2 separate regions of the Homo sapiens genome follow, and region 1 is linked to region 2. A link is a contact called in ENCODE Hi-C or POLR2A ChIA-PET data. All regions are on one chromosome and are shown on one strand. The core of a region is the stretch at or near the end of the contact, and the rest is flanking DNA. Distances in the headings are between cores, read along the strand shown. Region 1 overlaps PERP (p53 apoptosis effector related to PMP22). Region 2 has its middle 32 kb from the start of LINC02539.

Region 1 (6,736 bases), core at 1,679-4,178, 380 kb after region 2:
GCCAAGATTGTGCCACTGCACTCCAGCCTGGGCAACAGAGGGAGATTCTGTCTCATAAAAAACAAACAAAAAACCCAGCAGCCGTTGGATAAAAATCCAGTCTCCCTGTCTTCAAGCAGAACTATTTTGAGGTACATTCTACAGAGCTCTTTAGAGGTACCCAGGAGCCCATGGCAGTGATCTGATTATAAACACACACATTTGATTCTTTTTTCTCTTAAACTGCCCTACTCTCCTCATCCCTTCATTTGTACGTCCGGGGATCACCTCCTGTATAAATCACCTACTCCCAAGTCCCTGTTCAGGAATCCAAATTAAAGCAATGTACTGTTAAAAAACAGGAAGGGTTCTGCTTGATGATTATAATTCATTTCAGCATATTAATGGTTCTGCAATTTGTACAGTAATAAGAAACAAAAAGCAAAAATAAAAACCCTTAAACCCTGTCTACCTCTGTATTTCCCAAATGTATTTGCGTAGTGGTTAAGAGGATGGACTTTGTATTTAAACCAACCTGGCTTCGAATTATAACTTCATTATTTACTTTGAAAGTCAGTAACCACTCCAAGGCTCAGTATCCCTAACTCTAAAATGGGGATCATAATATATCTACAAAAAAATACAGTAAAAAAAAAGTTGGGTGTGGTGGTGTGCACCTGTAGTCTCAGCTACTGGGGAGGCTGAGATGGGAAGACCACCTGAGCCTGGGAAGTCAAGGCTACAGTGAACCTGATCATGCCACTGTACTCCAGCCTGGGTGACAGAGTAAGATCTTTTCTCAAAAAAAAATAATAATAATAATAATAAATATATATATATATGGAACATGGATTTTTTTGAATTATTGGTATGCATTTCTCTAGGGAAAATCTAGATTATGATTCTAATGGTGGCTTTTTTTTTTTTTTAACAGAAATCTTAAAGACATTTGTAGAATTCCAAAGAAAAAAAGGGTTGCTATCAGTTAACTCCTGCAAATAAGAACCTAAGTTAAATCTCAGCTCAGCACTGAATATAAGCTCACAAAGCTTCTTTGAAGATAATTAGTTTGCCTGTTTTTGAAACTTCTTCATTCCATGCAAATGGTTTTTCAGGAGAATGTATCTGTGTTTTAGAATGCCGAAGTTGTTTATACCTTGTCTGCTAGTCCTAACCCATGCTGTGATGACTCACTCACCCCCAGGTTGAGAGGAAAGATTGGGCTGCTCTGTTACCAAAGTAAACACTAGGGCCTAAGTAGTGCCTTTTTCATTGATCACCTGCTAACGGACAGGCTATGCAAACACGCTCCCTTGGTGAGAACATGTAGAGCTGTCTTTTTTTCCAAATGCATCCCTTGGATTACAGAGCTACATATTCTGAAAATTCTTCTAATGTCTTCTTAGAACAAAAAAACTGTTGAGTGGAAGAACATGAACAACCAGGCATGTTTGATACATAAGCTCCTTAGTACCAAACAAGCTGAAACTGGGATGACTCAGACAATGGCGTAGAAGCAGGTTCTCTTCTTGACATGGCTTTCCTTTAACAGCTCAGCTTTGCTATAGTCCAAGGATAGCACCACTCTACCCAAGAGTGAAAGAGACAACTCACTCAGAGATTCCCAGCGAGCCCCTCTAGGGCAATTAGGCTAATAATTAGCCAGTTGCAACTAGAAGCTTATTGTTAGTCTTTGCAATCAGGAAGCATGAAGGTTGCATTCTGAACTGAGAAACTTCAACATAGTACTTTTTTTAAAAAAAATGTATCGTAGTTTCATTTAAGGCACTGTGTATTTGCAGCAGAAAAAGACAAACATCATTTGACTTAGCTTAGAATTTGTGATGTTTCTGAATGTTGAATTTACCCTTCAAAGTCATAAATTGGAGAATGCAGGGAAAGGTCTATTCACCCTTGTACTTAAATCCCTGACATTGATGGAAAAAGATGCCTCTGTGTTTCTGAGCCCAATAAAAGACAATTTTGGAGAGGTAAATGTGGGGATATATGGAGTGGGGGGAAGAGGAACAAGGCTTGACTGACTTCTTTAAACACCCCTGGCAGTAATTTTCATCCCTCCTGGGGTTTGTCTTTGGATTAGAGACTGTTCCACCGTGGTGTCTGGATGCCCTAATCTCATAGCCAGTTCTCCTGGGAGGATGGTGCAGCTGTGCCCTGTTGCACAAGGGCACCCAGCCCAGGGTGCTCTTGGTGGGAGGAGGCTGTGTCAGCCCAGAGGAAGGGTCACCTCTCCCTAAATTACAGTAGCTCCCTAAATCACTCCAGAGTGAGAGCCCCTAGGTGTCCTGCATGACTCATATACTGTTCTGAGACAAAGGCGGTTGTCTTTGTTTGGGATCTGCCAGGAATTCATGTAATCATGTTGATGTCTCCAGTCATGATGTGTCCCACTTCTTATCACCTACACATCTTCAGAAGAGGATATTATTCCAATGACAATTCTATCAACATGAAATCGATCATGCAGATGCCAGTGTCCTTTGTGTCCATTTCTCACAGTCTTCTACATCTGCGCTGAAATCAGTTTTTCTTTAGTGTTGTTATTGTTGTTTTTTCATTGGGAAAGGATTAAGCATTGAGGTGTTGCTTGACTTTGGAAATTGGGTGGGGTGGCATTTGGAAATGCAAATTTTCACTGAAGCATTTCAACTCGATAGAAAGGATAGAATAGGGAAACAGAGGGTATCCACATGGAACTTGCTTTCAAAGTCTCACTTGGCAATTTACTTTTATTGATGAAATTCAGAGTTTATGTTTCAAATCTAAGTATTTCCTCTTGAAAGTAACTTAATCAAAAGCAGTTGATAATAGCAGGTTAATTACCTTGAGTCTTTGCACTGGAAAAACTGGCTGGGTCACCCCATTACACAACCATCTATTATGATTATATGATGACTCATTATCACGAAGACAATCTTGTGCCATTTAAATCAGCAGGATTCCATTTCTTCACCAGAGAACTATCTCTAAATACACACACGCATGCTCACACACTTCTGAGTTTCCCTTTGTTTATTTTTGCAGCCAACAAAGTATGTTTTCGAGGTTAACAACGAAGCACAGGATAGTACAAGTGGAAGATCATTAACATGACTGGATAGGAACCTCTTTTAATTTCCCTTTCTTGGCTTTTTCCACACCCTAGGTGGATTACACTCACCCTGACACACCTAGAAAATACACCCAGATACCAGAATTGCAAAATTCAGGAAGAATGCACTGCACACTGTATCCAGGCAAGCCAAGCTCACCTAAAAATGGTCTCAAAAAGCAAAGGGCTCTGACCATCGACTGATGGGGTTGCAAGCCCAGCCTGTCTGCAGGAATTTTTAAATCTGAAACCACACTACAGAAATTATTTTATATATTACTTATTTTTAAAACTCAACTGTAAAAATAAGTGTTGCAGGAAGAGTGAGGAAGAGGGAATTTAAAAGAGGAAGTTGGGACTGAATCTATTCGTTCCAACCTCCCTAAGCAATCCACTTATTGATCAGTGCTTCCAACTCAAGGAATATTTAAAATTTTTTAATTAAAGAAAAAATTCTATCAATCAGAGAATCTTGAAGGTAGGGGGATCATTTACAATCATTTTACAGGTGAGGATATTGAGACCAGCAGGGAGATGACCTGCCCAAGCCTGCACAGATAGCAAGGACCAAAGTTGGGATGAGACTCAAATATGCCCTTTCAGATGTGCTTATAAAAACAAGTCAGTGTTCACATTTACTGTATTAATAGGAATGTCTTTCAGGGGGAGTTTACAGAAAAAAAAAATAAACCGAATTAAGTTATGATGACTATATTTTCCATTGTTTTCATTTCCTTAAAAAAGGAAAGGCTGTTGAACTTGTGAGTTCTGCAGTCTATGGTTTTGAAGCTAAGTTATTACACACAAGCTACCTTGTGTGAACATGGAAAGACCTTGATATATTACTTCTTTGTTACAATCAGCAGTAAGTGCCACTTAGCATGTCTGGCTACTTACAGAGTGAAATAATTGCTTAGGAACCTAGAACTGCTTATTTAAAGGGTGGGAACTCAATATTTAATTACTGAACCAAAAAGCACCTCAGCTTTACTGTGGGAAATCTCATGCAATGCACTGTTAGCCTTCAGGTGGTTTCTCAGCCCAATTCTTCATTACTCTCCAGAATCCTCTGGAACTTCCCTTCTGTTATGACATAAAGGTATCTGTCTTGGTGAATCTGGATCAACAAGGAATGGCAGATCTCTATACTAGAACAAGGCTGAAGGAAGCAGACCATTTCTGCAAAATAAGAGTTTATCTTTGTCATAAATACTTTAGGTTGACATGGTTCTATTATATCAGGCTCGTTGGTCCCAGGAGGTTGCATTTTTCCTAAATGTGCGCCGTTAAGGTATTGTGTGATTGAGGAGGGGAAGAAGGCTGGATGGGAAATCATGCAAAGACAAGTGCATGTGGTAGAGAAGCTTATAAACGGAGTCATTTTCATGTTTAACAGGAGACCACGTTTCTTAATCTCTAGATATCCAGTATCTTCTTGAATGAGCTGTGGTATCACTTTAAAAGATGGGATTTTTAACATTTTTAATGACCACTTCAAATTCTCCACCAGCCACGGCATAGTTGTGTGGGTTTTTCTTTTCAATTTTGGTATAATCACCCAGATTACATTTCTCTATGAGAAACATTCACCTCGCATTTTGAAAAGCATAGAAAAATTCACTGCCAAGGACTAGCTGGCCAACAGTAGCCCTAGGGAGATATATTTCCGTTCTCCCACCCAGCCTCTCTGCACCCATCCTCACAATGACATACACCATAGTGGAAGTAACATATGACTTATGGTGGGAAAAAAAATAACAAATGATAAAATGGGAAGGAGGGCAAGGGGAAAATAGAGAGACTGCTACCCCACCACCTGAATGGAAGGGGACCCCAGCACAAGGAGGAGGCTTCAGCTACACTGCACACATGTCCCCCGGGTGTCTGAACCTGCCAGAAATCTCTTAGTCCATTTTCCTCTGGTTGATAGCACTGCAGAGAAATTGTTTAATGTGTGTCTAGGGTATTGTTCATTGAGGAAAAGTTCAGGGAATAGACTATTAGAATTCATTAATCTCCACTCAAAAATTGGTTTTGGACACCTAAAATGAGCAAGGCCCTTAAAACTTCAAACAAAAAAACAAACAAAAACCACTTTTCATTATATCCCATGTTCTTATTACCCATTTTTTTTTTAATTCCTTTCCCCAGATTTGAAAAATGGAAAAACTACAAACTGGAAACAAGTTTAGAATACCTGGTTTATTGGGAAAACTTCATAATGAAAACTACAATTAGCTTTTTCCACAACTTACAAAATAATAATCTGATATTTAAAATGAATTGGTTTTCATTATGTAAGTCGAAATGGTAAAAAATCATAATGACCTATCCGATGCATCATATATATGCTATTCAGAGAAACTCAAATCCCCGAATTCTCCTGTGGCATGTTTTATATCAGACATTTAAAATCTGTTTACCAAGAAAGACCAGGATTTTAACTATATGTAGGTTTCTGCTTACAGTTGCAAACTATCAGAAGCCTGTCTATATGATAGAGCCCAGATAAACCTGAGATTTAGAAAAGCAAGTCATTTATTCTCCTGAGGCTGTTTTAGTGGCACTTTTGTGACAAGAATGACCCTCCTAATGCTTTACTACACAACTTAACCAGATCTATCAGTCATGATAAATTAGACCCAGTCCATCTTTCAATCCAGTCTACTCTGGTTCTGAACATATAAACACAAAACACTACAGATTTATTAATATAGCATTTTCCCACACCCTAACCCTATAAAGAACTTTAAAAGAGAAAATTTCATCTAAATATTTCACACTTAAAGGAAAGCCTTACCAACTATGGCAACAGGTTTGGACCATGAAATAGTACTTTCCTAGATGACATATCGAGTCAACATGAAGCCTTAGCTAAAATGAATGATTCAGGATATTAATGAGAAATTCTCACAAATGATATGCATTTAGGAAATGATTTTGCTTTCCTTAAATAGTTCGAAGGCTTGAAAATAAACTTTTTTTTTGCATTTCTTTTAGAATGTTTGGTCATTAACAACTTTTAACCTTATCTTCCTCTTCTCCTTAGCCCTTAACAGACCGAGTCCATTCTATTTGGAAATAACAAGAACTTGATCAGATTATTAAATCTTGGAAACCTCATTTTTACCTTATAAAGTGTTAAGTTTCACGTGCATATTCTCTTACAAATGTAGTATAAATGTTATGGATAGATATAAGGAAATATTGGCATAGTATAGGTAATTAGTGAAAAGACACAACTTCACAAAACATAATAAAAGATAAACATGAAACTATAACACTACTTAAAAAATATTTTCTCCCAAATTATTTTAGCATTTTTGACTAGTTTAATAATATGAACACTGCCAAAAAATGGGTTCAAAGTCGCCTGGAGAAACAGTTTCTTCTTCTGGAGTCCATCTCAGCAGCAGCGATTTTCTCCCACATTCATTCCCAAGTTAGGCAGATGTGTAGAAGTACCTGGGCTTGGCATTGCCCAGAAGGTCATCTTCGTAGTTGGGGAGGCAGCAGAAGAAGAAGGCACAGCCAATCAGGATAATCGTGGCTGCCCACCCAAAGCCGTAGGCCCAGTTATAGATGTAAGTGACAGCAGGGTTGGCATGAAGGGTGAAGGTCTGGGTGTACTTCACGGGGTAAATT
Region 2 (6,917 bases), core at 3,693-6,192:
AGGTAGATGATAGATAGATGATAGATAATAGATAGATGATGATAGATGATGATAGATAGATAGATAGACAGATAGATAATAGGTAGATGATAGATAGATGATAGATAATAGATAGATGATGATAGATAGATAGATAATAGATAGATATGAAAAAACCATGGCTATTCATTCCATTGCTATGTAGATTTATAAATTAATATTTTAAATAAATCTTACAATTGTACAATAGTGAACACAGTTAGATTGCATTGCAGTTCATAAAAATAATCATTTTTTTCAATATAAGCTTTTTTTTCTTTTTTTTTGAACGAACGTCTTGCTCTACTGCCCAGGCTGGAGTGTAGTGGTGCGATCACAGTTCACTGCAGCCTTGACCTCCTGGGCTATAGCCATCCTCCTGCTTCAATCTCCTGAGTAGCTGGGACTAAAAGTGTGCACCACCACACCCAGCTATGTTTTTGATTTTTTGTAGAGGGGAGGTTTTATCTTGTTGCACATATCTCAAACTCCTGGGCTCAAGCAATTCTCCCACCTTGGCCTCCCAAAGTGTTGGGATTACAGGCTTGAGCCACTTTGCCCAGCCTAGACATTTTAAATATAGAATTTCATTAATTTGATTGAAGTATGTCTTCATTTTTGTTTTTATTTTTATTTTTTCATGTCAAAGATGTCATAGCATTTTATTTCCGTTACAAAAGTCAACCAATGATATTTTCATTGAAATATCTGCACTGAATGATGATTCAACATATGAGGCAAAGAGGGAGGTTTTTGGAAAAGGCATTTAAGGTAGAACATTAGCAAATCTTACCGGTTGGCTAAAACAAAAATGAGCTCGTTCAACCTGGCTGGAGGCCTGTTAGGGCTGTTCCTTCTCACTGTGGCCTGACTAAAAAACCAGTGACATTAAGAAAGCATCACATTTCCCAAGTCTGGGGGTGCCCCAGTGGGGTGGTGCTGCTCTCAAAAGCCCTGTGTTCCTAAAAACATCCATCCTCACAAGATCAGTTTCCCCAAGTGCTGGTTCCAAAAATAAGCTCAGGGCTGGCAGAAATTGTTCAGGAAGCTTCTTGAAGTCCCCTCCTTTATTTCTCAGTCTGACTTTCAGCTTGTCCCAGCTACTGTAAGCAGCTTCGGCTTCCCAAGGTCACTGGCAACTCCTACTTTTGCTAATATCCTTGGTTTTCCATGGCACGGGTTGTGACTGTTTTTTAGACTAGTGGTCCCCCAATTAACTGCACCTCCACTTCATACCCTTTTCTTGAATCTGAGCCGGGCTTGTAACTTGTGTAGTAAGTAGAGGGCATACTCCAGCTCTCTTCTGATTAGAAAAAATCCTCATCGTTATCATAATCAACAGAGGGCAGTAAAAGGGATGCTGCGACAATTCTGGACTTAAGTCTTCAGGAGGCCTGGCCACTTCTGCTTTCAAGCTCTTGGTATGTGAGAGGTCTAGCTACCCTGCCAGCCAGCCACTGAAAGAGACAACACAGTGGTCTTTAAATGGTTTCAAATTTTGCTTATCAAAATGTAGTCAACAAAAATGCAAGCCTTCCAAATCCAAATTCTGTCTTCACATAAACTTTCTTGTGTCTGTTCTTCATCTTTCTAGGGAGAGGGTGAAAGTCCACATCTGTGGACTTTCTGTGCTGAAGTTTTCCAGGTTTTCTCATGTGAAACTTTTCTGTTGTATCAGGTCCACGTTTTCACAGACTCCAGCATTGTCTTCTCTCATTTCTGCACAGGGTGGCGCTGCAGTGCAAGGCGGGAGGGGGCTCTGGGCTCCACTTGTCTGGTCTGCTAGAGAATACTTAATATTTTTATATTCGTGCCCTTTCCTCTTGCTTTTCTGCTCTTCTTCAATCTTGTGCTGTAGTGTTTCAATATAATGCTGGACTGCCATATAGATAAATCGGTACTGTGCTTCTGTCTGGGCCATCCCTGACCTCTGAGACTGCACTGTGTGGATGGTTTTGAGAAGGTCAATGTTGCAGTTAATACCTTTCTCTCTGATGATGTCAATAAGACTATTAATCACAATGAACCTCCCTGTATGGCCAATTCCAGCACTGCAGTGGACCACGACCAGCCCTGCATCCATGATGCTCTCCTGCTTATGGTGCACCTCCTCCAGGAAGTCCAGCATGCCCCCGGGGTCACTGGGCACTCCGTGGTCTGGTCAGGTCCGAAAGTGGTATTGCCAGACCGTTCTCGCCATATTCCCCTGGAGTACAGCTTGTCCAACCTTTGAAAACTTAAGTTCTCTTAGCATATAGTCATGAACAGCACTTCCTTTGATGTTCCTAACACACATGACCCCATATTCTTGTAGAGCATCCTCTTCAGACCAGTATTTGACACATTTACTCTTTCCTCTCTCCATTTCTTTCATTGTCATGACAATCACTTGGGAGTTTTCTTGGAACACCATCCAGCAAAAGTCATTCACCATGTTTTGCAGGCAGCCTTGTGTGGCAATGCAACTCTTTTTGGGTTTTGAATTGTTGCACTTGGTTTCAAATTCAGGCATGATGGTGTTTGCACTGATGTAATCTGAAATAGGCTCATTGGGATCATCATCGTGTAGGACAACCCTGGTATGATCAAAGGGCAGGATGTTTTTATATCTATTTTTGTTTTTGTTTTCTTGCCTTTGACCCTCTTTTCGGCTGTAGAGAAGTTTGCACTCCTGTGGTTGTAGTGTCTCAAATTCTTCCCAAAAGCCTTGTTGGACTTTGTCTGTGGTCTCAGCTAATTTGCTTAGTTCTCAAACTCTGCTTTCTATTTCAGCAGCATTTATACGAGTCATGTTAAGGGGCTGCTTGAGTCGTAGTACTGTACCCAATGTTTCCAGCATAGGATTCTTCTTGTAATGTTCCACGAGATCCGTCAAAGAATCAAACCGTTTTCCTCCACCAACGTCGTATTTCAGTTCCTGACAGCGAATCATGACATGGGTCACTTTACACTTGCTGTCATTGCTCTCTTTTTTGTCATCACTGGTGCGCACAGAGAGAACAAAATCTCCAGGGTGGCTCTGGCTCTCTCGTATAAGAAAGCTACCATGTTTTCCTTTTTCAGTTAATTTCTCTGCTTCTTTCCCAAAGAGGTGTCCGTGAAACCATCTTTCAGAGGCAGGATCCGCACAGTTCAGAGGATATTTAAGCTCAACAACATCTCCATTCTTCTCTTTTAATTGCCTGTGATGTTCCATGTAATACTGGACCAACTCAGCCGAAGTGGCAAACTTTTCCCCCCAAACGGGTCCTAGTAATCACCAGTGTTCTGAATCTTGATGTGGGTGACAGCTCTATTTCTTCTAATGGAACATGTGAAGTCTCCAGGGGTACTTTTACTAGGCCTTGCCAAAAAACTGCCATCAACTCCTCTTGTCGACAATAGGTTTTTCTGCCTCCACACCACTGATATTTGGGTGAAACCATTGTCTCCAAGCCTCAGTTTCCTCCTTTCTTTTCTTTCTATAAGATAAAGATAGTAGGCTGGGTGCAGTGGCTCACGCCTGTAATCCCAACACTTTGGGAGGCTGCGGCAGGAGGATCGCTTGAGTCCAGGAGTTCGAGGCCAGCCTGGGCAAAAAAGCGAGACTTTGTTTCTACAAAAAATACAAAAAACTAACCGGGAGTGGAGGCTGAGGCGGGAGGATCACTTGAACCCAGGAAGTCAAGGCTGCAATGAGTCATGATCACCCCGCTGCACTCCAGGCTACTTTATTTTTATTTTTAATGAACAGGGATCTTTTTAAAATGGAAGTGGTTGGTCCTTGATGTCTGGCTTCCCTTGCTAATAAATAAACCCAGAGAACTATTTGCAATGGTGTAGCATTTAGAATCAACAGGCTTCAAAACAGAGAGGGTCTATTCTGTTTTGTTTTGAAGTCACCCTTTGCAAAAAACATATGGTAATCTCGGGCAGCCCATGAAGCAATCGGCAAGATCTGAAGGATGAGAACAGTGTGTTCTTTGAAATCCCTCTGACAAGCAGACAGTCCCTCCTTCCCTCAAACCATCCTCAAAGGGAAGTGTGTCGGCTTGGGCAGTAATGAGACGGTGTGGGAATTCCCCTGTCCCCTTGGTTCACTTTACAGACAAAGTTCATTAGGGTTAAAGATGGGTCATTCCCATCCACAGATTCCTTCACTTGAAATCAAGACTTCTTGGGAAATATAAATTTGGAGAACAGGTAACAGTGAACTATAGTTCCCCCCAAAACAAATTTTTTAAAAATCAGGTGGTATTAAAAATTGCTGTTTCATGACATTACCAATAGATGGCAGCACGGGATTCATCTTCGCCCATAAGCAGCTTCACCCCTGCTTTTCCTGGCGAATGTTCACTGACAACTCGGCCTCAGGACTTTGACGCTCTTGGTGTCATCAGAGAGCAATTTGAGGTGTGCAATAAAATCTTTGGGTTCCCCGCCCCGCCTTCTGTAGGTGACCTCAAACCACAATCACCAATCGACTGCGGTGCTGTGACCTGGAAAAACAGCAAGGAAACTAAAAACAAAACAAAACAAAACAAAACAAAAACCCATCCTGTGAGCTCTGCAAAGGAGAACAAGATCATGGCACACAGGCAATTAGCAAACTAAATTGAAGATGAGTTCTGTTAGAAGAGTCAAAAAACAAAGAGAACAATTTTTGTGAATTGCGTTTTTAAGATCACTGCATCCAAACACTGGAGCTTCAACATAAAGACTCCTGAGCCATGTATTCTGACTTGACCCCTGCAGTTCCTTCCAGTTCCAAAAATCTCTGATCTGTGAATAGAAAAGTTCCAGCAGATACGTTTCTAAGAGCATGAAATTATTTCTAGATACTAGTCTAGTACCTACATGTATTAAAACACAAAAATAAACAAACAAAAAGACCTTCATGCTAATCAAAATATTTTTTAACAGAAAGGAAACCAAAACCTATTGGACCCAGCCCACAAGAACTGTGTTTTTTCCAATGCACATAGCAATAGAGTCATGTTTTGAAAACCAATTATGTAGGCTATAACACCCATTGTAGAAAGAATAGAATAGAATAGAACAGATCAGAATGCATCACAGTCTGCAGGGTTGTAAAGTAAAATTTCTTGCTTTACATCATGGGCCAAAGAAAACTTGCAAAGCTCTATCATGGAGAACAGCATCTGTCTTCAACCTTTGTATCTTCCACAGCCCAACACCAACAAGCTCCTCACCATCAAAACATCTAAATGGGCAAATAGAACTTTTGGTGGGTTTGAGTGGCACCAAGCATCAAGCTACATTAATACTCTTCTCAATCACTGTCATACAAATATGGAGAATTCGGTTATTTATCATCATTTTCTGCATATCCATACTATTCCAAGACAATCCCAATTTCTGGCTTTTTGTTCTACTCTTCCATAAGCATATTCATAGTGATAATGTTGTATGTCCTGAGTTTCAGTTTGGAAAATATAGTCCCTGGTTAAATCAATGGGCATCGGATAAAAACTTTAATGTCTAAAGGGGCTGGGTAGGTAGAATCAATGAGTGAAGCAAGCCAGGAATAACAAAGGATTAAAATGTGGATTTTACAGGAGATGTATACATTTTTTAAAAGTTAATAATAACATTAAAAAAGGAAAGTGACATTGTGCGGGAAGAAGAAATTAGGTCTTCTATGGACTGAATTTTATCCCTTCAAAATTCATATATTGAAGTCCTAGCTCCCAATGTGACTATATTTGGAGACAGGTCTTTAGGAGGTAGTTAAGGTTAAACGAGGGCATAAGGGTGGGGCCCTAATCCTGTATGACTGGTGGCCTTATGACCTTATTATGGAAGGAAGAGGTCTCTCTCTCTCTCCCTCTCTTTCTCTCTCTCTCTGTGTGAACGTGCACCAAAGAAAGGCATGTGACCATGTTGCAAGACGACAAATGTGTGCAAGCCAGAAAGACAGCCTTCACCAGGGAACCGAATTAGCCAGCACCTTGATTTTTGACTTCCCAGCCTCCAGAACTGTGAGAAATAGATTTCTGTTGTTTAAGCCACCCAGGCTACGATCTTTTGTTACAGCAGCCTGAGCAGACTAACGCGAAGGCTTAGGCCTGGATGTGCTCAGGGCCCTCCAGGGGGCAACTTCAGGTTGAATGAAGCCCTGCAGATTGAAGGAAGCACAAACTCATTGGGGTTAATATCTGATGTCATTTAAGTATCAGTCCTCATCAGGGCTCTGAAGTCCTGGGGCAACCTGTAACAGGATATTCATTCATTAAACAAATGTTTCAGGAGTACAAGATTGAAACTAGTTTGACTGTGAGTCAAGTGGGCCAAAGAACAGCTACTTGGAGAGCATAGAAAGAAAAGTGAGCAATTCCAGAAGAATGGGTGATCTCCAGAATTTCAGAATGAGCATCTAAGCACTCCCACACCCATGGGCCTGGGAAGAGATTGACATCAGCAGGGCAGGGACCATAGCATGGGCTTTCAATTTCACCTTCTCATCCTGCTCCAAGTCATTTTCTCTCCTGTTCTAGTACAATTCAAATATTATTTGATTTAAGCCTCATGGTTTTCAGAATTTCTTTCATTTTTTTCAATAATTATTTTTTAAGTACACATCTAGGTACATTGGTGAAGAAAACAAATGAAAATTCTTGTGTTCATGGCACTTTAGTTAGGTAGATAATAAAGTAAGTAGAAAATGTGAGATGGCAGAAGGCCATAATATGCATTGGTAGTATTGTTTGAGAATATTCAATTCTGCTAAAGAAGAAATCAACTGAAATAAGTGAAACTCATGTTTAAGTATAGGAAGATCAGTTAGCAGCATGAGAGACAGGTTAGAAAGATCAAGTGGGTCATACGTATACACACAGGAAGAGGAAGGAAGGGCAGCGCCAGGATACCTGAGATTCATAACACTGTAATATATGTGA

Evidence for each region. A loop is a pair of places that touch in the nucleus more often than their neighbours do. ChIA-PET counts read pairs that join two places held with the same protein, here RNA polymerase II (POLR2A). Pooled maps may share reads with other maps.
Region 1: a map of chondrocyte shows a loop between it and region 2 (2.6-fold over the local background). The contact joins two enhancer-like sites. A Hi-C loop is called at or near these places in 2 of 168 maps with a recorded cell type or tissue (GM11168 and chondrocyte) and 2 of 50 pooled maps. POLR2A ChIA-PET finds 5 or more read pairs at or near these places in 1 of 52 experiments (activated T-cell).

Annotation. Positions count from the first base shown.
Region 1 is chr6:138,085,508-138,092,243 of GRCh38, forward strand. PERP (p53 apoptosis effector related to PMP22) reads right to left here. Exons shown (of 3, transcript NM_022121.5): 3 at 2,998-6,736. The coding sequence ends at 6,535. Among named protein-coding and RNA genes, the nearest start is that of PERP, 19 kb to the right of the region's middle. RefSeq lists an enhancer at 1,575-2,774. Within about 2 kb of position 2,929, at least 8 of the 41 ENCODE cell types and tissues checked have a DNase peak (open chromatin) inside an H3K27ac peak, as active enhancers do.
Region 2 is chr6:137,703,754-137,710,670 of GRCh38, forward strand. It overlaps the pseudogene PTPN11P3. Among named protein-coding and RNA genes, the nearest start is that of LINC02539, 32 kb to the right of the region's middle. RefSeq lists a silencer at 3,990-4,039. Within about 2 kb of position 4,943, at least 15 of the 41 ENCODE cell types and tissues checked have a DNase peak (open chromatin) inside an H3K27ac peak, as active enhancers do.